Linked DNA regions of Mus musculus: all the other regions are linked to region 1. The links are chromatin loops, found by intact Hi-C in ENCODE. Cell type or tissue: left cerebral cortex. All regions are shown on one strand.

The links. A loop is a pair of places that touch in the nucleus more often than their neighbours do. Peaks named below come from ENCODE experiments on the same cell type or tissue, not always from the same donor. Only the 100,000 strongest peaks of a DNase experiment are listed, where the experiment ranks them.
Region 2: a loop joins it to region 1, with 2.4 times the contacts of the local background. A loop is called at or near these places in 2 of 42 quality-filtered maps.
Region 3: it touches region 1 in a loop (6-fold over the local background); 2 of 42 quality-filtered maps call a loop at or near these places.

The regions. Positions count from the first base shown.
Region 1 is chr6:24,513,296-24,521,295 of GRCm38, reverse strand. Iqub (IQ motif and ubiquitin domain containing) reads left to right here and starts at 6,229. Exons shown (of 13, transcript NM_172535.3): 1 at 6,229-6,316. Ndufa5 (NADH:ubiquinone oxidoreductase subunit A5) reads left to right here. Exons shown (of 5, transcript NM_026614.3): 4 at 2,039-2,104; 5 at 2,472-2,634. The coding sequence ends at 2,573. In left cerebral cortex, CTCF peaks have their summits at 4,864 (motif pointing right) and 6,223; DNase peaks (open chromatin) are centred at 401, 4,886 and 6,197; H3K4me3 peaks cover 337 bases; H3K27ac peaks cover 1,487 bases.
Region 2 is chr6:24,347,882-24,355,881 of GRCm38, reverse strand. No RefSeq gene overlaps it. Among named protein-coding and RNA genes, the nearest start is that of Iqub, 160 kb to the left of the region's middle. In left cerebral cortex, a CTCF peak has its summit at 4,787 (motif pointing right); DNase peaks (open chromatin) are centred at 4,807, 5,340, 7,533, 7,912 and 2 more places.
Region 3 is chr6:24,357,580-24,365,579 of GRCm38, reverse strand. No RefSeq gene overlaps it. Among named protein-coding and RNA genes, the nearest start is that of Iqub, 150 kb to the left of the region's middle. In left cerebral cortex, no CTCF peak of the experiment used is centred here; no DNase peak of the experiment used is centred here.

The sequences.
Region 1 (8,000 bases):
GCATCTGGTGGGGAGACAGTGAGAGAAGTGACATGCTGCACAGGACTCTGTCCAACTGTGACTGAGTTTCATCCTCAGTTATTTCAGACTTTGAAGAATTAATAAAGTGTTCACCCAGGCACAAGTGATAACTGAAAATGAATTATTATTAGGTCACCAAAAGGTCAGTCAGTAAATCCTCTTCCTGAGAGTTAAATAGCAGTGTGAGCTTTAACTTACCTGAGTCTTAGCTTGCCAAGTGTGGAAGGAACTTATGAGGTTAATGTTAGCTTGATTTGCTTAAAGAAGATGAGCTGATGTCTTGTTCCCTCACAGAATATGAATGTCCCTGCTGTTCATCTGTGAGTCCGCCCACTACCTTGGATTCTTGCTCAGCTTTCCGGCTCAGTGACCCTTATTCATTTATCTTGTGTGTTCCCTTTTCTCCCCCTTGCCTTTTATCGCTGTTTCTGTAGTCTGTGATGTGTACGTTGGCTCCCACTTCTCTCAGAATTCCCTTTCGCTTACCATTGTAAGTCTTTGGATTTGTTCATAGTCAGTGTCACAGGTCTCTGCATCGCCTCTTCACATAGGAACTTAAGATCTTTGCTGTCACTTCAGCTGCTTTTAAATTATTTATTTGTAGTGCCTCATTGCCAGGGCTGGACTGTGTTCTCAGGCTGTAAATTTTGTCTTTTTCCTGTTGAAGAAAGATCTTGTGATTTTCCCATGTTTCTTTCCGAGTTTCTGAAACCCAGCTTTAACTGATAGAGTTGGAGGGTAGAGTCGTGGTGGGAACTACGGTCTCACAGGTTAATTGTGACTTGGTCTGTAGGTCTGCTAAGGTCTAGCTTGTGTTTATGGTCTTAATCTACCATCATCTTGTTAGGCCTTACACTTCAGCAGTTTGAAGCTGATACAGTTCTGTGGATTCCATGGAGCTTAATTTTTGTAGTTACTTTATTTTCATCTTTGAATGTCCGTTACCTTGTTTGACTTGTTTGAATGTGCACGCTCCAAAAACCTGAGGGTGTAGTTCAGCACCTGAACATTACCTCATGGGTTCTGCTTTCCCATACCATCAGAAGTAAAGGTTGTTATTGTTAACACTCTTTTCATTTTTGGAACAAAAACACCCTGATAATGACTGTCTTATTTACATATATATGTATAAATGACAGTGTCTGGATTTCAAAAAATTCGGCTTATTAGAAAAAAATTTCCTTAGGTACCATGTTAACAATTTTCTTGAAGTATAGAATAGTGTACATTTAAAATATGCAGAAGTCACAAGTGTAGGGTTTGATGGATTTTCAGAATCAACACATTCTAATTAATACCAGGCAAAAAAGTGACATTTCCACATCACCAAAATACTTTTTCCAAAGTTACTAACTTCCGAATGATAACTACTGTTTTATTTTTTATTTTTCTATTTCTAAACTTTTTAGGAATGGAATAGTTTTCATATACCCATTCATGTCTATATTTTCCTACTTAATAGTATATTTGAAGTAACTATATGAGTTATACCATATAGTTATATGCCCCTTATCATTGCTATGTAGTAGTCTATTATATCTCAGTACCATAATTAACAGATCAGTTCTATTGGTGGTAATTTAGGTTATTTCTAGTTTGGGGTTGTAATTTGTGGCTGCTATAATGTTGTTTGTTTATTTATTCACTATTTGGTATATACTCAGAAGAGGGTTTTTTTTCATATGATAGCATTTATTGTTAATTCTTTTACATGAAGTATAGAAAATAATTACAAAAATAAAATATTTGAAAATCTATTTTAGAAAGACTAAGTTGTGCATCATTTGTCTTACCTTTGTTAAGAATACTTTAATAATTTTTAATATTAAGACAAAAGTAACGAAATAGCAGAGAAGTGAAATGAATTTCTATCAAATTTTGATAAAACATAAAACCATAGTGAGAGAAAATTTACTTGTAAGGGCTTTTATAAATGGCTTTTTAACATACAGGATATTAAAATATTCATATGTGCTTCTGTGTTTAGCCTTTTTTTCTTTTCTTCTTGAAATTATAGGAGCCAGATGTTAAAAAATTAGAAGCCTTGCTTCAGGGTGGTGAAGTGGAAGAGGTGATTCTTCAGGTAAAGAGCATTGGACATTTAATGCTTGGGCGTCTAGTACTGGGTTTGACTTGCAGCCTGTGGCTAAGGGAGACCTTGGGTGAAATTTGAAAGCCACAGATGTGGATGAGGACAAGCTTTTAAGTGTCTAAGAGCTTATGAACACTAATTCCTACAGATTTCAATCTCAGAACTCAGAGGTGACCTTTCTTAGTAGTGACTGTGAAATTTGTGTAATATTCAGTATTTGATGGTGTACTATATCATGACTTTAGAATCCTGACTATGAAGGTCTGTGTTCTAGCAGTTAACTTCTTGCCATTATTCTGAAAATACCTCTGGAATAATTAATCAGATGAGCTTATTTTTCAATTTTCTTTATTAACAGGCTGAAAAAGAACTAAGTCTGGCAAGGAAAATGTTGAAGTGGAAGCCATGGGAGCCATTGGTGGAAGAGCCGCCTGCTAACCAGTGGAAGTGGCCAATATGACCTCAGTGTCAGATGGTGGATGGGAATTAAATGTGCAATTAAATGCTCTGTGATGCTAAAATGTGTCCATGTTATTGACTTCTTACTTAAAGGAAGTAGTGTGTATTGTATTTTGGAGATGCTTAGGGAACAACATTGGTTAAGACAACGCCGTCTTCTGAGTCCTTTAGCACTGGCACCCTGGCTTGCTCTTCTTCATTTCCAATGTCACACAGTGAGCATGCTGTGCCTCTGTCATTCTTCATTGAATTTCTCCTGTTAGTGTTGGGCATCTTTGACAGACGTAGTTCAGCAGACAAGAAACTGACTTTCAACATTGGTGTCTCCTGTCCTTGCTTTGCACATCTGGACTTAAGGCTGAATATTCCAGGTCCCGGACAGTCTTCCTGTTGGAATGAAAATGACGTTTACCTTGGATAACCATAGATATATTCAGCTTGGGGCGATTGTGAATGGGTGTGTAATGGTTTCATAAAGATGACGGGTATACACTGGGACTTTCCTGAACAAACAGTACATAATACCCTACTAGAGTGATAGGCTGCACTTACTGGAGGCTACATCCGTTGTGTGTGACTTCCAGCAAGAGGCAGTTTCCATTGTGCCCCTAGTCTCACCCTCGACTTCCAGATTTGCAGAACAGAAGAAGGCTTGTCCTGATTTTTCTCCCTTTCCTAAAGAAGAGTGCTGCTAAGTCTGGGTGTTTCTTTAAAAGGATGCAAATTTACATTCGTGGGGCAAGGCTCATGTAAAGTCTACTGATAGCTTCTTAGAGGTATACAAGTTATGCCCTTGTATACGCATGCGCTGGACATTAGTGAATATGCCAAACATCACACATTTTTGTTTACATTAAAGTTTTCCATAAAAACCTGGATAGTGAGATCCTAAATTATACATTCAGATTGAAGTTAGTTGATGGAGACTACGGAAAAGTCTCTTTAAAGGTAGTCAACTAAAACTAGTTAGTGGAACATAGTCCATCCTTGAATCAGAAGTGTGCGTGTGTTTAATGGTGCTTGAAATTGAACCTAGGCCTTCACACAAGTGAGGCAAGCACACTGTGTGTGTGTGTGTGTGTGTGTGTGTGCGCGCGCGCAAAACCATAGGACAACTTGAAGTGTGTTATTTCCAAGTGTGTGTGTGTGCGCGCGTGCGCGCGCGCACGCAAAACCATAGGACAACTTGAAGTGTGTTATTTCCCAAGCAGCATTCATATCTTCTTTTAATTTACTTTTTTTTTTAAGACAGAATTATCTCATTGTCTTAGGAAGGTTCTGCATTGGAACTACAAATATATGCCACAACTCTGCTTTGTTTTGTAAACATAGCTTCTAGAAGGCAAATTTAGGTTCTTGCAAATCAAGCATTCTACAGACTGCCTCTCTCCAGGTTCCTGGTGTGAATTCCTTGGTTTTTCATAGCGCGTGTGCAAGAAGAGCTGAGAAAGCTAAGAGCTCTACCCGGGACACAGACTGAGCTGCTACTCCAGAATATTCTGTGTACATGGCTGTGTGGAATGGGAACATAGCAAACCACATGAGTAAAGACAGAGTGTGTTTTGAATGTGCCATAGAACTCATAATTGTGTTCCCTACACTGTTAGTTAATTTTCAAAGCAGTCTTCAAATGTTGCATATCTAAGTATAACAATGCTATATTAATTTCTGTATATGATTGTAAATTGCAAGATATGCTTCAGGTACCATGATTCATATTCATTCTCTCTCTCTCTCTCTCTCTCTCTCTCTGACCTTGTAGCTTTCTTAGAGATAAACATATACTACTTGTTACAGAATATCACATTTTACTCTTTGGATTCCTTTCTCCAGAGTAAAACAGGCCTTCAGATCTCTGCAAGAGAAAGTTTTCCATAGCTCATTTGTAAGTAAACCCAACCTAAGTTGCTACAAGGCTGTTTGTGGTCTCTACCCACTTTAGTATGAACAAGTGCTTTTGTCACAGCTGTCCATGTATTTGATTGAGGACTGAAGATGCATCAGTACAAACTATCTACATTATCTTTCAAAATTCAGTGACATCTTGAACATCTGGTGGACCTCAAAAATTTCAAGAGGATGGGGCTTCACAAGTTCACAAATGATGCAAATTAAGTCAGGGATAAGTTCAAAACAATTTTTAGGTCTTTGGTATTATAAATATCCATTATAATAGTTTTCCTACTTACCTGTTTAGGTCTTTAGTATTATAAATAATTATTCTAATAGTTTTTCTACTTACCTGTTTTTTATAGAGATACATTTCCATGTGGAGTTACTTTGAAATGCTTGATTTCATAAAGCCACTAGGTGGCGACTTTGTAAAAGTGGAAGCACATTAAAAGGAACAGCCTATGACTAAGTGCAAGATGACATTTTGAACAAGACCTAAGCAAGGGCATAGATTTAGGATAAAAAGTAAAATTGGATAAAAAAAAAGCATGGATTTGTTTTTATTTTCTGATTAATACTATTTTTCTATTGCTGTTTTCATTCAGGGGACATCGACATTTTTATAGCCAAGCACGTTTATGTATTTGTGAGATAGAAAGTGTGTGTGTGTGTGTGTGTGTGCCTTTGATGTGTTAGTAACCTATCCAAGTAACCTATGTAGATAGACCATCTAAGAAAAGTACATTCTATAAAGCTAAGTTTGTAGTACATTATCAGTAAGTTATTAAGACAGGTGGTGGGTATCAAGCTACATTTAGCAGTGGAAAGAATATGAATTTTTCTGCTGCCTCTATTCCTAACCCTGGTGTTTGCATACTGCCCCTAACAGGAGAATAATGAATGATAAGCCTTTGAAAGTGATGGGGTGGGAAAGTGATGTCAGCAAATTGATGAGAGTGGATTTGTAGCAACAAGGTATAAAGAAGGCAACGGCTTTTATAATGAGGGGAATGGACTTTATAACACGTTTTTTAATTTCATTAAGCTCTTTAAATATCAAAGGATGTTAAACATAGCACATAGTAAGGGTTTTAAAAAATCTGGGCTCTCGATTCAGATTGGATTTTAATACTGGCTCTCATTTAATCTTTGTGTGTTTCATTTTTTTTTTTAAATAGTATGGCAGTGCTAATAGCAATCCTTCAATAGAATCATTGCATTGGCTATTCGAAATACAGATACGGTGCTATGCTTAATGATATTACTAAACCTTTGCTGTTATTGTGAGATAACCACATGAAATTTGTGCAGGGAACATATTTGATCCTTTCTCTAAAACTGATTTTAAGACTAAAGAACGTGGTGATAGAAAAAGCTTTGCTTCTCCTGACTTATAAAAGCAGAGTAGTTATTAATTCTTCCTGTTCTTTCTGGCTGCCAGGAAGCTAAAGGAAAGATCTTAACTGGACAAAAGAACTTAGGTAGCACACAGTTGTGTTCCTTTATAATCCCTGTCTCTCAGTGTTCACATTTGCATTTTTAAAAGAAGGTAACCCGTGAGCTTAGACTGTTTACAGGACTGCCTTTTCAGAAGTGTGAGAGAACTCCCGGAGAAAGGTTAACTTGGAATAATCTTTAGGTCTCAGTTCCTGGCGCCAAACAATCTCTACTTCTGGCTCCTCTGCTTTTGCTCTTGCTGGCTGTTTCCTTTCCCACTGCGCGGGGGCGGTGCCCTGGCAGAGGAAGCTGGCAGTTGCTAGGATACGCCAGCAACAGAACATCTAAGCAGAAAGGAGCTGCTTCCGAGGACTGGTGAAGCCTCTTGGTCTGTGATAGCTATTTCTTGAACAGGTAAGAGGACACGTTTGGCAGCCCTTTCCTAGATGGCTGCTGGTTCTAACTGGGGGTGAGCCTGGCATGCTAGGCCTTGCAGGGGTGCCGATCTCTCTTGGATACAGGGCTCTCTGGTCAGAGGACAGTGCTCCTTAACTTTACTTAAAAACAGAAAACTTACAAAGCATCACACCGCTTTTGACCCTTCTCTAGTTACCCCCCTCCCCACTGATATGGTATCTTGAATCAACAAGATCACTCTGGGAGGTTTACACCACCCCGCCTCCTGGGTGCTAAGGAGAGGAGAGTGCCCGCATCTGGTACTGGTCTATGGACACCATTTCCAGTCTGCAGGGAATTCAGCCTTTAGACTTTCCTTACCAGGAATGCTGCTTTCCTCCAGTCATTGTCTTACCTACTAACAAAAACTTCAGTAGGCCTATAAAATAAAAGACAAGACAGAATCTCTGTCTTACCAGTATTCTACATGTAGCAGGCTTTAATGGGAAGAAATGAAGTGGCAGACTTTTTATATACAATCTTAATAGCCACTGAGTTTTATTTTAAAAGTAAAATAAAGACTGAAACATATTTGAATGGATAATATATAAAAATGAAGGAAATTCAGCATCCTTGGAGATGCATGCCCTTAGCACTGGGGAGATGAGGCAGGAGGATGGCAAGTTTAAGGCCAGTCTGGGATGCATAATGAGATGCTGTGCCAAGAGGTCCATACCTCCATCCAATAGCGTGACACTCTGTCTTTGTTATTGTTCTATTGCTTTGAGGAGACACCATGACCAAGCCAACTCCTAGAAAAGAAAGCACTTAATTGGAGGCTTGCTTACACTTAGTAAGTTAGTCCCTTCTCATCATGGTGGGTGAGCATACAGGCCTGGTACTAGAGCAATAGCTGAGAGTACTACATCCTGGTCCCCAGGGAGAAAGAGGGTGGTGGGCAGAGAGGCATGAGCTTTTGACACCTCAAAGCCCACCCCCAGTGACATACCCTCTGACAAGGTCATACCTCCAAATCCTTCTAATCCTATCAAAGCGTTCCACTCCCTGGTGACTAAGGATTCAACTATATGAGCCTATAGGGGCCATTCTTCCTCAAACCACCGCATACTTTAACAATGAAACACTGAATTGTAAACATCTTAAAACCATTTCAGACCTTCCCTCCACACAAATATCAAAGGGCTGGAATACAGTGTCAAATTTTAAGAAAAGAATTTTATTTATGGACTTTAATGGAGATCTTTGTGTCTTTTCACCTAATTATAGAAACTTCTTTCATAGTGTGTTTAAATTTGTAAATAAGACGATGTACATTTGTTGCAGCCCTATTTTCTACTTGTATAAAAATTGAAGACAGGGGGCTGGAGAGATGGCTTAGTGGTTAAGAGCACTGACTCTTCTTCCTGAGGTCCTGAGTTCAATTCCCAGCAACCACATGGGTGGCTCACAACCATCTGTAATAAGATCCGATGCCCTCCTCTGCTGTGTCTGAAAACAGCTACCGTGTACTCATATACATAAAATAAATAAAATCTTAAAAAAAAGAAGACAGTTTAAATGTTCATCAGTAGAGCAACAATAGAATATACTGTGGCTTACTTGTCTCTGTAATGAAGTTACTGTACAATTATTGAGACAAATGAGGTAGACATAGTACTTTAAAATGTTAAATACAGAATGA
Region 2 (8,000 bases), 170 kb after region 1:
ATTTTTTTTTATACCCAGAAAAATTATTTACTGTTATATTTCTATGTCATAAACAACTCATTGAAGGATATCTCTAAAAGTATAATTTTGAGGTAAAAGTGTTTCATGAAAGATGTTGATAATGAAAGTACATAATAAATTGCTTATGACAGGCACATTGAAGTTTTCTTTCTAACCTTCTGCCCCTGACTGTGTGCACACAACAAATTTCCTGAATAATACTTAGTCTGGATGCAATTCTGGAAAGTAGAGGTCCTATTCCACTTGGTAACTATAGTTACAGTTTTCTCTTCTTACTCATGGGATGTAAAATAATACATCATCATCTCAGAAATCATTTTTGAAAGCTTTAGTGAGATAACCACTCATTTTTCTAGACAATATTTCTATTGTTCATTGCTGGTCATAATCCCCTCGTCTTAACGACACAAGTGATATGTAGCTACACAGCAGACATGAAGCATGAATGCTAATGTCTTACAACTTGGGGAAAATAAATACATTAATTAAAAATATTCTCTTGGAAGATGTTTTTCTTCACTTCATTAAAATAAGATGACTAAATTATTTAATTAATGATTATTTGAAAAGCCACTTGCAGATAATGATTATATTAAATTTTAATTGAATAACCTATACAAACTTGGCAAAATAATAAGTATTGAACTGATTCCCAAAATACTCATCAAAATTGAAGCAGTTCTCTCAATGCAGAGAACAACTGTAACAAATAGAAGAGATGAGCATTTAATCCAGTGACTTGGCATGCTGGCTACTTTTATGACAACTTCATACAACCTAGACCAATTTTTGGAAGAAGAAATTTCAATTGAGAAAATGCTGCCACCAGATTGTTTTGTGGGAAGGGCTGTGGTACATTTTCTTGATTGGTGATTGATGTGGGAGGGACCCGCTCACTGTGGGCAATGCTACCCCTGGGCTTTCGGTCAAAGCTACCTCTGGGCTTGTGGTCTTAATGTCATGAGCAAGTAGGCTTAGGAAGCCATGGAGAAAAAAACAATAAACAGCACTCCCCCCTGTGACTTCTGCATCAGTTCCTGCCTCCAGGTTCCTGCCTTGAGTTCCTTCCTTCACTTCCTTTGATGATGGACCATGATGGGGAAGGTGAAATAAATGCCTTGAAAAGTTGTTTTTGATTACAGTGTTGTTGTTTTTTCCTGTAGTAATAGAAACTCAAAGATATTTGGATAGATAAATTGCATCCTCCCTGCTTAGCTCTCTTTTGTGGGAAGGGAGCCTTTTAGTGGTTTAGAAAGAAAGATTAATAGAACCTCTGGTTCCCTAGTTCTTACTTGTGAGAAAGCTTTATGAGACGATTTAAAATTTTAATTATATACAGGCAGGCTGTATCTTCACTAACTAAGAAACACATTTATAAATATGTCTCACAGTATGCTTTGTCAGTCTTTGCTATTTTGGCCTAGGTGTGCTATTTTCTTTGCAGTAAATACAAGATGTTATTATGACAAGTAGAGCTCTTCTCCAACTTGTCCTGTGCTCATCTGGAGTCTGTGATATGACCTTTATCCGGGATCCAGTTTGTGTGGTCGCATTTGGTGCTTGCATTTCTTATAGACAGGATAAATTGAAAGTTTTGTGGATGGGTTGTTGTCTCTATCACTCCACTGGGGTTCCTGCCTGGCAACAGGAGGTGGCCTATTCAGGTTCCATATCCCCAATGTAGTGAGTCACAGCTAAGGTCACCCCAATTGATTCTTGGGCACCTCTCCTATCCCAAGTCTCTGTCTCATCCTGGAAGTGCCCCCTACCTCCTCACCCCCATCAGTTGCAGATTTCCATTCATTTTCATGACCATCTGGCCATCTCTCCTGTCCTCCCCTACATCTGATCCTGAATCCCACTTTCCCCTCCCTATCCCTCTCTCTCCCAGTTTCCTCTCTCCATCTGCCTCTTATGATTATTTTATTCTCCCTTCTATGTGAGATTCAAGCTTCCTCTCTCAGGCCTTCCTACTTGTTTAGCTTCTTTGGGTTTGTGGAGTGTAACATGGTACCTGTAGTTTATGGCTGATATTCACTTATACATACCATGCATGCTTTTGGGTCTGGGTTACCCACTCAGGATGATATTCTCAAGTTCCATCCATTTGCCTGCAAAATACCTGATGTCTTTGTTTTTGTTTTTGTTTTTTTAATAGCTGAATAGTATTCCACTGTGTGGTTGGACCACATTTTATTTATCTATTTTTAGTTGAAGGACATCTAGGTTATTTCCAGTTTCTGACTATATCACTCCTGGGCATTTACCCAAAAGATGCTCCAACATTCGACAAAGACATTTACTGTGTTTATAGCAGCTTTATTCGTAATACCCAGAAACTGGAAACAACCTAGATGTGATGTTTGCATAAACTCAACCCAGGGAGTGGCACTGCTAGAAGGTGTGGCACTGTTGGGGCGGGGTGGCTTTGTTGGAGTAGGTGTGTCACTGTAGGTGTGGGCTTAAGACCCTCATCCTCGCTGCCTGGAAGTCAGTCTTCCACTAGAAGCCTTTAGATGAAGATGTAGAACTCTGAGCTCTGCTTGCACCATGCCTGCCTGGATGCTGCCATGCTCCCGCCTTGATGATAATGGACTGAACCTCTGAACCTGTAAGCCAGCCCCAGTTAAATGTTGTCTTTATAAGAGATGCTTTAGTCATGGTGTCTGTTCACAGCAATAAAGCCCTAACTATGACACTAGATTTCTGTCAATTGGAGAATGAATAAAGAAAATATGATACAATGAATAATGAAATTTGTGTACAGTGGAATACTATTCAGCTATTAAAAGCTAAGACACCATGAATTTCACACTTGTATACCTCTTATAAGTATAAATTTTAATTAATTCTGTGCTTTCATGCAATTTTTGTGTGTGTCTTCAATGTAGAAAACACACAAAATACATGAATTTAGCAGTATTTTGGGGGGAAATATTTTAGATAATTTAAAATATTTTTGAAATTCCTTTTGCTATTTAGAAAACATTTCTTGCCACCCTCTGCAAGTGATAAACATTCTAAGTAAATTTATTTGATTTTATTTCCCCAAACCTAATGTCTTACAAAGTAGAGCAGACTTTGATGAAACTGTAAGATAAGCCAGATCCCTGATTTTCAGCTGTGAAGACTCAAATTCCTTGTCTCAGTTCTGTGGCTGTGATAAATTACCTAGGCAAAAGCAGATGAAGGGAGAATCTGTTTTGGTGCACACATTTAGGGATAGTCCACTATGATGGGGAAGCCCTGGTAGCAAGAGCTTGAAGCAACTGGTCACTTTGAATCTACAGTCTGGAAGCAGGAAACATTGCTGCTGCTCACCTTAACTTTCATTTGTTTGTGCAATATTGAGCCCCCATCAAAGGTGTGGTTTTTGTCTTCCCACCTAAATTAATCCAGCAAGATAAACTCTCTTTTGCATGCCCAGAGGCTAATCTAGTGTAAGCAATCCAGACATGTCTGCAGGCTTACACTCCTAACTGGTGATAGAGTCTGCTTTTAAACAGTGGAGACTTTAAGATACATATATCTAAGTATTGTGTGTTGTTGGCACACATGCAGGGCACACTGCTTGTGGAGGTAAAGGATGATAGAAGGGAGAGAGTTGATTCTCTCCTTCTGTTATGTGGGTCCCAGGATTAAACTCATGTTGTCACACTTGGCTGAGTCTTTACCTGCTCAGTCATTTCTCTATCCCTTATAACTAATGTTAGTTTTCATGTTTTTTTTTTAGCTTTTAAAATTAAATTTAATTCTTTTTACTTATTCACTTTACATTACAGTCTTTTTTATAAAATATTTTACAACTCTTTACTATTTTTACAACTTTATTAGCAAGTTTAAAAAGATAAAACGACAGAAATACTTTTACAAGTAAATAAATATTTTAAACATAAGCGATAAAAGGAAAGTGGCTTATATTAAGTGTCTGTGCCGGTAAGTCAATGATGACGTCTTGAAAATAAAACATGTAAGCCATATAGGTTGACCATCGTTCATCTGAAATCTGAAGTACTCTAGAGTCTGAAGTGTGCTCGGTGCTGATGAGACAGAACGGGGACATCTGAAGCATGACCTTATATGATGGGTCACAGTCATAGAGCCTGTGCACAGAGAATGTGGCACGCAGGTTATCTTCAGGCTATACGCACAGGTGTCCGTGAGACACAACTGTAAGGACGATCTCTAAGATCTGAGTAACACTTCTTCATGTTCATTAAATCCCAGTAATTAGTTGGTGAGCAAACTGACTTAATTAGCTACAATTTATAGGCTGGTGTTTTGCCATGTTATGGATCTAAAGGTGAGAAATTTCATGAAGTACCACGAGTCAATCATGTCCCTCAGTGGTACACAATCTTTAAAGTCAATCGGCGCTCTCCAAGAAAGGGCTTGTATTGGACACGTGAAAATGGGAGAAGATTTCGATATGAGTCCTGCATGTTAGATTAAGGAAAATTTAGGGTCTTTCCAATTATCATCAAAGATGAAATAAGAAAATGATGAATTGTCATTCCTTCTAGAGCCTGGAACATATAAAATACTAATTGAGTAGGTTAGAAATTCCAGTCATCTGGAATTAAGGATTGTATTATAATGAAAACTGCTTGGAATTCTCCTTTCTAGAATAATATCTTGTTTACAATAAGATAATTCCCTTGTGTGCTTGCTGTGACCTGGGACAGGTTAGTGCATATAGAGAGATTTTATACAATACAGTCCCAGCTGTTGCGACGGTGTAGCCTTCTGCAGTTTTTCAGAACAGCCTCTAGAGGTCAGGATTGAGGCACTGTGCATAGCTTAGCCTCCCCTCTCACTACCTAGCCAGTTATAATGGGATCAGCGCTGAGACTTAGTTCTCCATATGGTGACATTCATACGCTGTAAGGATTGTTCCCCCCATAAGATTTAATTATAACAATCTAATATGCAATAATAATTCGCTGCTATTAGACATTTAAAATATATATGATTTATATATGTAGTCCGCATTGATTCCTTCTAAAATGAAGAAATCGAGGCTCTAACGCCGTTTAAGCATTTACTTAGACTTTGATATATACAAGCATTTATAAAATAACATTCTGGAAGATTTAAAGTACTTCAGCTATAAAATAATACAAGTATTTCAAGTTTTCTGAAAGCTCCTAAAATTCAGGGTAGCAATCATTCTCTTAATTCAAAAGCATTTGAAAACTCTCCAAATAATATTGAAATCACTTGGAACAAGACAGACTAATTTGCCATTATTACCGCATTTCAGAGAGTTATCAGCTCCATTTCAGAGGATGAAGGCAGCCAAAGACCTTCCCACACTTTCTCCCGAGCATGTCCAGGGACTGTGGTGGCTCTCACCACCGGGGAACCCAGAAGGCTCATCCCCAAAGCTCCACACACATTTCTGGAGCCGAATGACTTCCTGTTTGTGGTTATTTTCTTCTTTATTCCTCTTTTATTTATTTATTTTCAACAATGCTTTCAGATATGGATGAAAGGTGATCAAAATGTCTTTTAACATCGATGTGAGTTTCAAATACAATACTCTCTTTAGTGACACATCTTGAGCTGCTTCCAAACAGTGTTATTAAGAAAGACTCTCCCCTTCTCTTCTACCTCTGCATGTGTGCCCTTTCTCTTTCTCCCTTCTCTACCCCACACCCCCTTTCCCCATGCTCACTTCCCTAACCTTGGTCCTTGGGGCCAGTAAACTCTTTCTGGCCTGAGAGCAGCTTCCCAATACAATAAACCTGCTAATAATAATAATAATATTAATAATAATATCCCCTTATAATTCCGACTATGCCCAGACATTTCCTATTCTTGCGAGTCCCTTCCTCCATTCTTTTTTTTTTTTTTTCTCGATTCTGTTCTTTACAGAAGAACCCATTCCTTAGGAATGAGCTCCACTATCATCCTCTCCACAAAGTTCCCAAAGCAGTCCTTGTTGGATTCTCCCATGGGTCCTTTGTCTATTACGTTGACATTCACTCAGTTCTCCTGTGTTCCTAAAATTTACAATTACAACCACTGAGGAAGAAGAGGATATTCAAAACATTTCCAAACTTAAAGGCCACAGCTACCAATCAATCGGATGAAGCAGCTTCGACAGACAATTCTGTCCTAAAGAGGCAAGAAAGAGTAGCTTGCACCTAGCCAGGGGTTCTTACAAGAAGGTCTCCCATGCTGCTGACAATGCATTGTTAACATATGGAGATGCTAAGGTGGCGCGTAGTTAACCAGTAAGGAAATTACTCCTTAACTCCTACTGACTTCAATACATTTGACACCAATTTGACTCAGACATTAGTTTACCCTAGTACAAACACACATACAAAAAAAGGGTTGTACTTTAAAGTTTTACGGTTACCCATCACAGAACGTGTGCACTGAGTCGTCCCAGCAAACAACTTGCCCTCTGCTTGTTCTCCCATGCTCTACTTTATTTTTGATGAATGGAGTGGGCTAATTAAATCTTATTTGTAGAAGGAAAGGGTAAGAAACGAACCCATTTCCCAAATAAAATTACAATCTTTAGTGCCGTTTAAATGATAACCTATATTTCGTTTATTCTAAAGGTATCAAAAGGCACTTTGGAAGACTGTTATCAACTCCATTTGCACACGCACAGAAGCCATTTTTCACCAAATATTTACCTGGTATGGAGAAGATTCTTTGAGTAAGATATTAAAACGAAGAAATGCTTGTTCAAATTTTGCCACAAGATAGCGATTCTCCAGAAGCCTTTTTTAAACAAACAACAAACAAAACAAAACAAAAACAAATAACTTAAAAATAAATCTCTAAGGGTAAAGAAAGGGTCCTTGTTAGCTTGTTTCTCAGCTCTTTCTTGTGGGAGATTTTATTTTTTTAGTCTTGTCAATTGGGATGGCTTAGTGCATTTCCACATTTTTTCCAGCTGTTGGAATTTGTTGCTCAACAGCGTAGACAGTGTTGTGATGTCTTTCCCTCTACCCCTAACAGCTAGATGCATGACCCGCAAACAGCAGGGAAACTCAATATATTGACTTCTTAGAAAGACTGGGGACAATGCTGACAATTTGACGACAACAGCAGCTAATTTAAGGTCAATTATGCTTACTTAAGTCCATTATTTAAATGTGGTTAAAGTGCTTCGAAGGGATGGAATCATGAGTATGAACGGAAGGAGCGTCATGCCTTTGTAAACATTATTGTAGGAAGGAAGGCGGGCCTATAGAAAGCCCTGGACAGACAGTTGCATAGTTCTAGATTACTCCTAGGAGACAGAGTGATAGAAGCTGCTGGATTAATTTGCATTTGGGCAGAGGAGTCCTTCCCTGAGGACTGCTAACCTGGCTTAGCATGTACTGCAACTATAAATGCTTCAGGGCGGAAGGGTGCTTTTACATCAGACAGCTGTGTCTCCAGACAGCTGTGTCTCCCCGCTGATTAATGCTAGCGAGCTCCCGGAAGTAGCGGAAGTAGCGCGGGCAGCCAACTGACTCAAATGAGGTCGGGGCTCAACAGGAACCAGTGCTCTCAACAGCACTTTTCCATCTCATTTCCATTTGCTAGCTGTAAACACCGCCTCCCCAGCCTAGAGTTCTTTGACCTCCTCCGGCCTGACTCTAGAATTGTGAATCAAAGCTAAGACCTTTAACCTCAAGTTGTTCTCATTTTGTTTTTCCGACCAAGGCAGACCCTGAAGCCTCTGACAAAGCCTTTTCTCCTGAGAAATGTTAAGCAATTGGCTTAGCTAACCATTAAAATATCATGTGGCTTCAAATTCCTTAATTTTTTAAAAGATGACTGGCCATAGGTTTTCGGAGTTATGTGTAAAGGGGTTACAGATTAAGCGCGTTCTGTCTCCCCAGGAGGAATCTGGCTTTGTGCCCCAGATATAATCCCTGTTTGTGCTGTGGAAGCTGACATCTCTTCATTTTACAGAATCCTTGTTATTGCAGACACAGGGGTTGTGGGAGGTGCTCTCTGCCTTACTG
Region 3 (8,000 bases), 160 kb after region 1:
ATGTAAATGAAGAAAATACCTAATTTTAAAAAATTATCATCACTCACTCAGTGTTGACTTCTCAGTACATAGATACCTCTTCTGAATTTCTTAGAGTGGATAGGGAGGCCCCGAATAATCAGGATGTTCATGAAGATTTTAATATTCCTGAGGCTCCTCCCCAAGTTAGTATAAAGATTATCCATTATTGGAGAGAAGAGGTTTCCCTGTGGAACTTCGTGCAAGTCTGAGAGTTCCAGAAATGCACTATTTTGGGCCTTATCACCCATGTTGGGTTGGGTTTTGGGTGATGCAGCCTTCGTAGCATCTGCTATGCTCCTATAGGTGACTCCAATAAACTCCTGGGCCACCAAGCCATATCTAAGTGAAATACTTTCTTCAGTTTGTTTGTTTATTTATGTATTTATTGGTAATGTTAATGTCCTTTATTTAGTGAATAGATACTGTTCATACATGTCTCCCTGAGAAGAGCCACACAGTATCTCATTTTAATTTTACTGTACCTTAAAGACCTCATTCCCAAATAAGTTTACATTCATAGCTACCAGGGTGTGTCTTCAAGTTTTAAGTCAACTTCATATAAGCTAGAATCATCTGGGAAGAGGGAACTCTGTTGAAATAATGTCACGAGCAGAGTGCCCTGTGGGCAAGTCTGTGGAGCATTTTTGACTGATGACAAATATGGGAGGGTACAGCTACCACACTGTGGGCTATTCTATTGGTAGGAGGGTGGTCCTAAGTTTTCTATGAAAGCAGGCTGAACAAATCATGCTGGTAAGCAGTTCCCCTCCATGGCCTCTGCATTAGCTCCTGCCTCTAGGTTCCTACCCTGCAAAATTTCATGTCCTGACTTCCTTCAGTGATGGATTGTACCAAGAAGCAAAATAAACATCTCTCTTCCAAGTTGCTTTTGCTTATGGTGTTTCATCATAGCATTAGAAGCCTAAGACATGGGTGTAGGATATGAACAAGTCTTGAGTGACATATTTATGTTATACTCATACCTAATATGACTAGAAGAAAAGACTTAAACCAGGCCAGAATTAATGGTTGAATGGGAAATCAATTAATTCCTATTTTGGCATCAATTTCATTACCAATAATCTTAACAGAACACTGAAACATTTAATTTTTCTAGAATATTGACTTGAAATGGTTCAACTGCAGATTTCCTGCATCATGTTGTTATTTCGTATTATTGATGTTTATTGAATGTAGTAGGACTTAAAAGCTGGTGTTCTAGAGGTATTAATAGACATTAAGAGAATAAGTCAGGATGTACATATGGGCAGAGGAAGGATTCTGGACTCAGGATGGTCCCTAAGGCAAGCAGAGAAATTAGAAAAGAGGCTGAAGTTCAGCACTGAGAGTATTGGGTGGCTTCACTCTTGGGCAGGGTCAGCCACAATGTGCCATTTTCTACATATTAAGACCATCTTTTAGAAACACAAAAATTTGGAGGCAGGGGACTCCAACTCCATCTAGTTAAATGTTATAACAATAAAATAAAAATTAGGCTATACCCTTCAAACAATCCACTAAAAAAGGAACATAGTAATGGCCAATGAGGACCCTCCAGAACAGCATGGTCAGACTCAACAGAGTAATTTGAGGGACTATCATTTGCCTGATGAAGGGAAACATGAGTGATAGCTTTCTTTTACTATATATGGGCTCATTCTCCTGTAAATGAGAAATTAAAAATAGCTTGCTAGATGTTTGATGAAGAGATTGTCTCTCATGTATTATGGGAGGATCGAGATACATAAAAAAATTTTTTCAAATGAAATAGGATGAATCTCTAGAACTAATGACAAATTAGGTGTGTCAATTACTCTGGGAGACCTGGAAAATGTTATACAGTATTTCACATAGTTGTTTGTTTATTTGTTTGTTTTTTATGTATGGCTTTTCTTTTCAAATAAAGTTCACAACTTTCAAATGGCAAAGACCACTACAGAAAGAATAAGAATATGTAATTTATAAGAGTTTATGATGTGATCCCTGTTAAAGTCTACTTTTTTTTTTTTATTATTAGGTTTTTCGAGACAGGGTTTCTCTGTATAGCCCTGCCTGTCCTGGAACTCACTCTGTAGACCAGGCTGGCCTTGAACTCAGAAATCCACCTGCCTCTGCCTTCCAAGTGCTGTGATTAAAGGTATGTGCCACCTCACCACTGCCCAGCTAACTTCTACTTTTTTAACTTTGATAACTTTCTGATTTCTTGGAGTTAAGTGGACACTATGGAGTTTATTTCACAAAAGGTTCCACATAGACTCTTTTTTTTTCTACCTGAAATTTCAATTCTTTCTGGGCTTTCCCTTTTAGCCCCAATTTCCATGAGCTTCTTAGACTTCATTCCTTAAATCCCTTCTCATTTACATTCCACACGTAAAGTAAATGACCTCCCTTCTGACTGTTCTCTTCCTTTATGCTCCATTTGCTTCCTTTGAAACCCTCATCAACATACGTACCTAGGTTATTTTTAATCTCTGTTCCAAAGGTTTCCTGTCTCTTTTGTTTCTTTTCAAGTTCCAAGTTGCTATCATGGTACCCAGGAAATATTTTGCAGAACAAAATTTCACAGATAAACACTTTCTAATATGCACTAAATTTATAGAATCACATCTTTGAGGCACCTTTGCTGATAATCAACTTTTTAATTACATTGGCAATTGTTTGTGTTAATGAAATTAGTGACTGTACCAATAATTAGAGCTTAGTTTTCATTTCAAAAGAAGTAGAGTTTTCTAGAGTGCTGTTAAAAAAAAAAAAGAAAGAAAGAACAAAGAAAAGAGAGAAAGAAATCCAGGTACTAGCAATCAGAAATGAAAACTCTAAACTTAAACTAAATTTGGGGAAAATTTCTTTCATAATTTAAAAAAGTTAAACAAGCTATTGCCTGAAACTATATTCTAGTTCCACAGCACTTAAGATCCCAGTGTGTTGTGTGGGTCCCTTCTAGCTCATGGTTTCAAGGTAAATGCATGTTGACCTCCAGAATAGTCCATTCACAAAAACATGAGGACATAGAATCCATGCTGCTTCACTGACAAGTTTCCATGGCGGAGTCATTCTACATTCCTGTTTTTTGAAAGAGAGAGCTATACCTACTAACAGCCCATGCTTTTAAATACTGACTTTCAAGATTTTCATGCCTCTGTAAGCAGTCAGACAAGCCAGGTGACTCTTATCTTTGTTCTTACCAGAGTTCTGTCTTCAGCACTTCTGGAGTGCCATCCATGAATGATTTGAATGTTCATTCAAGGAAATTCTTGGATGGGCATTCCTAATCTTTGAGTGTAGCCACTGATACAATGGCAGCTCACTTTTAGCCATCGCTAAAGTTTGCTTTCCACTGACTATTTTCATTTCATATGAAATATATTGTAAATGCATCGGAAAGGCGTCTGTTGAAGCCTGATTACCCAAGATGCATTTGGCAGGAAGGTTGTTTTCCAGTTCTCTGAATTAAGGAAATGTTCTGATTTTTCAGTGAAATGAAGCCTAAACTAATTGTGTAATTTGCTTAGATTATAGGTCTACCTGTGGATTTCTGAATTTGAGAAAGTGTTTTTGAAGCAAGAAGTATTACAATGATTTTTTTTCTCTCGATTTGATTGTCTACAGACAGCATAAAGAATTACATTCAAAAATTTAAAATAATATTCTTTCACTGACAAGAGCATTTGCAACATAAGCATTAAATATGCAGATAAACAAAACCCCAGCATGGAAAACAAATGCTCTAGTCAAACTATAAGTTACATCCCTTTAGTGAAATAGCACATCTATTTGAATTATCTTTCTTTTTTTATTATTTTTCTGAATTATCTTTCTTAAGCTTTATTTATTTTTACATCTTATTTATTTACTATTTATTTATTTATTTATTTATTTATTTATTTATTTTTGGTTTTTTGAGACAGGGTTTCTCTGCATAGCCCTGGCTGTTATTTTTTTTTGACAAGAGCATTGACACATACTCAACAATGTATAATCTGATTCCAGGGTTTTATTGTTGTTGCTAAAAGTTGTACCTCATCCTCATCAGATGGAAGACTCAGCCAAAACATTTGGAGAAAATTTGCCTTCAAACCACTGAACACACTTTTTGAATGTTTGATGAGATTATTAAAACCTACTATCTTAACAAAGTTCCACCAAATAGGTCATTAGCAACTAGAGTCACTGTAAGAGACAATGGATCTCTAGAAATAACTCCTCCTGCCTGAAATTTGTGTACTTTGACCAGTGTCCATTCCATCCTTGTACTCCTGGCCTCTAGTGACTGTTGTTTTACTCTGTTTCTATTACTTGAATTATTTCTTTAGAATTAATGCCTAGTGTTACAAACTTTCAAGTATATTAAACACATTTGAACTTATATGTGGACACTTAATCATTGTGCGTAAATCAGATTTAATTGTTCCTAGTACAGAAACAAGTACATTCAACAATGCCACGGTTGTTTTTGTCCACTTAACACAAACCTAGACATATCTGTGAAGAATCTCAGAACTATTGCTATCAGATTGGCCTGAAGGCGAATCTCGGGGTGGTGATGTCATTTCCTTAATTAATGATTAGTATGGGAGGGTCAAGCTCACTGTGACTGATACCATCCATGGGCTGGTGCCCCTGGAATGTATAAGAATGCAAACTGAGCAAGCCAAGGGAGCAACCTAGTAAGCAGTGTTCCTCTAGGGCTTCTGCTTCCAGGTTGCTACTCTGACTTCCGTTTGTGATGGGCTGTGATCAGAACGTATTAGTCAAATAAACCCTTTTCTCCTCAGAGTAGCTTTTGGCCAGTATTTTATCATAGCTATAGAAAGCTAAGACACATAATGAAGCCAAATAAACTGGAAAAATTAAAAAGAGAAATCACTCCAAAAAATATTTTTTACCCATGGCGGAAACCCTAAATTAGGTCATTGCATAATTGCAGATGTGGTCAAGTGCCATGATGGCAAAGCCTTTTAGCCTCATTCTCTAACCAATGCCTCTTCTCAGAGCAGAACCTGTAACAATACAAAACAATCACTTGTTGAATATTAGTTGAGTGAATCATTCAAAATAATATGAGACAGCTACAATTTGAAAGCAGTTTGGCAATTAACTCTAAATAGCAAAAATTCTTCTTCTTCTTCTTCTTCTTCTTCTTCTTCTTCTTCTTCTTCTTCTTCTTCTTCTTCTTCTTCTTCTTCTTCTTTTTTTTTTTTTGGTAAAAAATTTGCCTTTAGTTTCCAAGTAGAGAAATCAAATGGAATGGCTGCTCTCACAGTTTTCTTTCTTCTATGCTGCAATTTTTATTATGTTTATTTATATATTTTTTTGTGAGCTAAATTAATCCTTGGCTGTTCAGAAAACTCAAATTCTACAAAGTTCCAACTTTATCTTCTGCCTGTCCTAGCTCCTGGTCTTCATTACTCATTCCCTGTAAACAAACAAACAAACAATGTATATAAAATGAAAGAAAGAAGTCATCCCTCAAGTTCGTGAACCATAATGATATGCTTCCTGTTACTTCAACTGTGAAATTATATTGAATTGTGCATTTAGATTAAGTTACAAGGTCTTGTGTTCTCATTCATAATAGATTTAATTATTGCCCCAGTTCTCCCTTGCCCTGAATTAACACCACATATTCACACCTCAGGAAAGGGGTATGGCATTCCTAAACCCTGACTTTGGGCTTGGTCAATTCACTTGTTTGCTAGTGGGATGTCGACAGTGGATGACATGCGTGAGAACACACGACATGTTTGTACACTTCAGTGGTCTCTGTTGAAGACTGGCCTCCTGCCAATTCTTGGCATCCACAGGAAGATAAATGTCCCTGTAGATGTTCTCTATTGGAGAACCCACTAGGGGACCCGAAAGCAGACGGATAGATCTGTACATATCAGGACTTAGTCTAGATCACCAAAATGTCATCCAAGCTGGACACAAAGAAGAAACCAGTGTGTGCTAAGGGTTTTCTACTCAAGCTTTGTGTTGTTGACAGAACAGTCACAGTCACGTCTTCCTCTTTGCAGAATCAGTCAATCTGCAATATGGGTTTCCACTCTTAATGGCAAAAACTGCTTGCAAGCTGGGCGTGGTGGTGCACGCCTTTAATCCCAGCACTCTGGAGGCAGAGGCAGGGGGATTTCTGAGTTCGAGGCCAGCCTGGTCTACAGAGTGAGTTCCAGGACAGCCAGAGCTATACAGAGAAACCATGTCTCAAAAAACCAAAAAAAAAAAAAAAAAAAAAAAACCAAAATACCAAACAAACAAACAAAAAGCCTGCTTGCATCAAAATGATTAAACCCTAACCCTGCCTTAAGTCCTTTATCACTTTTTTATTTGAATTCAGATTGTCTAGTAGTAATTTTAAATTAATCTATATAATTTCTGATGGGTGTCTGTCATGGTGTGTCTTATTCTTACTTCTGGTGGCCCTGGACCCATTTGAAGGATGGACTCCTACAATGGAAGCAGAATGTTTGGAAATAAAAGTTTGAGAGATCAGAAAGGTTTAGGTTTGGATTACATCTCTGACATTTATCCACAGGCATGGTGACAGGTTTAGTACTTGCTAAGTATGTACATGTTGAGTTTTCTCTTCATTTTGGGACATGGCCACTTTTCTACTCTATGGTCCTTATTCATTCACTTGACCCTTCAGAAGAATACTTGAGATTCTCAGCAAAATTCTTTCAGTATGGCTGGACCATAATCTTAATATTTTCCAACACCATTTCACATCTAGAGTTGTTCTTTAGACTTCAACCCTGTAGTAGATAGCCTGGGTAAGCTTTTCAAAGTCTTATCTTGGCTATATGCAGTCAAACCCTTTAATCTGTGTCTGATTTCTGCATCTTCGTAGCCTGTTCTCCATTGTGTGACAGCTTTGGTCTACATTCCACCCTGCCAGGAGTCTGTAATTTTACCCTTAGCATCCTAACTCCTGCTCTCCTACACGGAAAACACTTCCAGAAGTCAGAGCAGAGAGTCATCCCCAAGCAGAGATTCTGGGCCATTATAAGACTTGCTTTGTGTATATTTCTTTTCCCCTAGAGACTGAGAGTCCTGTCCTATCTGCTGTTTAACACCTCATGCACAATTTCTCTCATGTCCAGATTACAGCATGAGTTGTGTTTGTACTTGAGCCAGTGGCTCCTTCACATGCCAATACAGCAGTCCTAGCTACTTGTACTTTAGTTGGTACAGTCATTTCTGGCTGTACCTTTTCTTTGATTGCATAATTTTATTTCATTATTTTTCCTTTGGTTATATAAATGCCTACACTCTTTTTTTTTTTTGAACTAATGGTCCCTTAAAATACATTTGATTTGGTCTGCAGAGATGGCTCAGTGGTTAAGAGCACTGACTGCTCTTCCAGAGGTCCTGAGTTCAATTCCCAGCAACCACATGGTGGCTCACAAGCATTTGTAATGAGATCTAATGTTCTCTCCTGGTGTGTCTGAAGACAGCTACAGTGTTCTTATATACATAAAGTAAATAAATAAATAGTTCTTTAAAAAATAGATTTGACTCCTTTTTTAATGTGTTTTTCTCTAACAGAGTAACTAAAGAGTATCCGAGATACTTGTACCTAGAAAAATCTTTCTCTTATAAATCTTTTAAATTTCTCCATCTTGAGTTCCGTTTTAAGTCTAGAAGAATCAAAAATAGTTTACGGAAATTCACACGTAATAAAGTAATTCAGCAATTTGGCCATAAAGTGAGAGCTCTTCTGTAAATGGAAACTTCTGGAGCCTCCTGTGTGACTTTGATTTTGTTACTCAATGTTCTTCTCTCTTCAAATGCAACTTGCTTCTTTCTGGCTTCTTTCTTTCGATTGCTTTCTTTCTGCTTCTTTCTTGTGAGTCAGCACCACTGGTCTGCTAAGAAGAAAGAAGGGAGGGAGGGAGGGAGGGAGGGAGGGAGACGGAGGGAGGGAGGGAGACGGAGGGAGGGAGGGAGGGAGGGAGGGAGGGAGGGAGGGAGGGAGG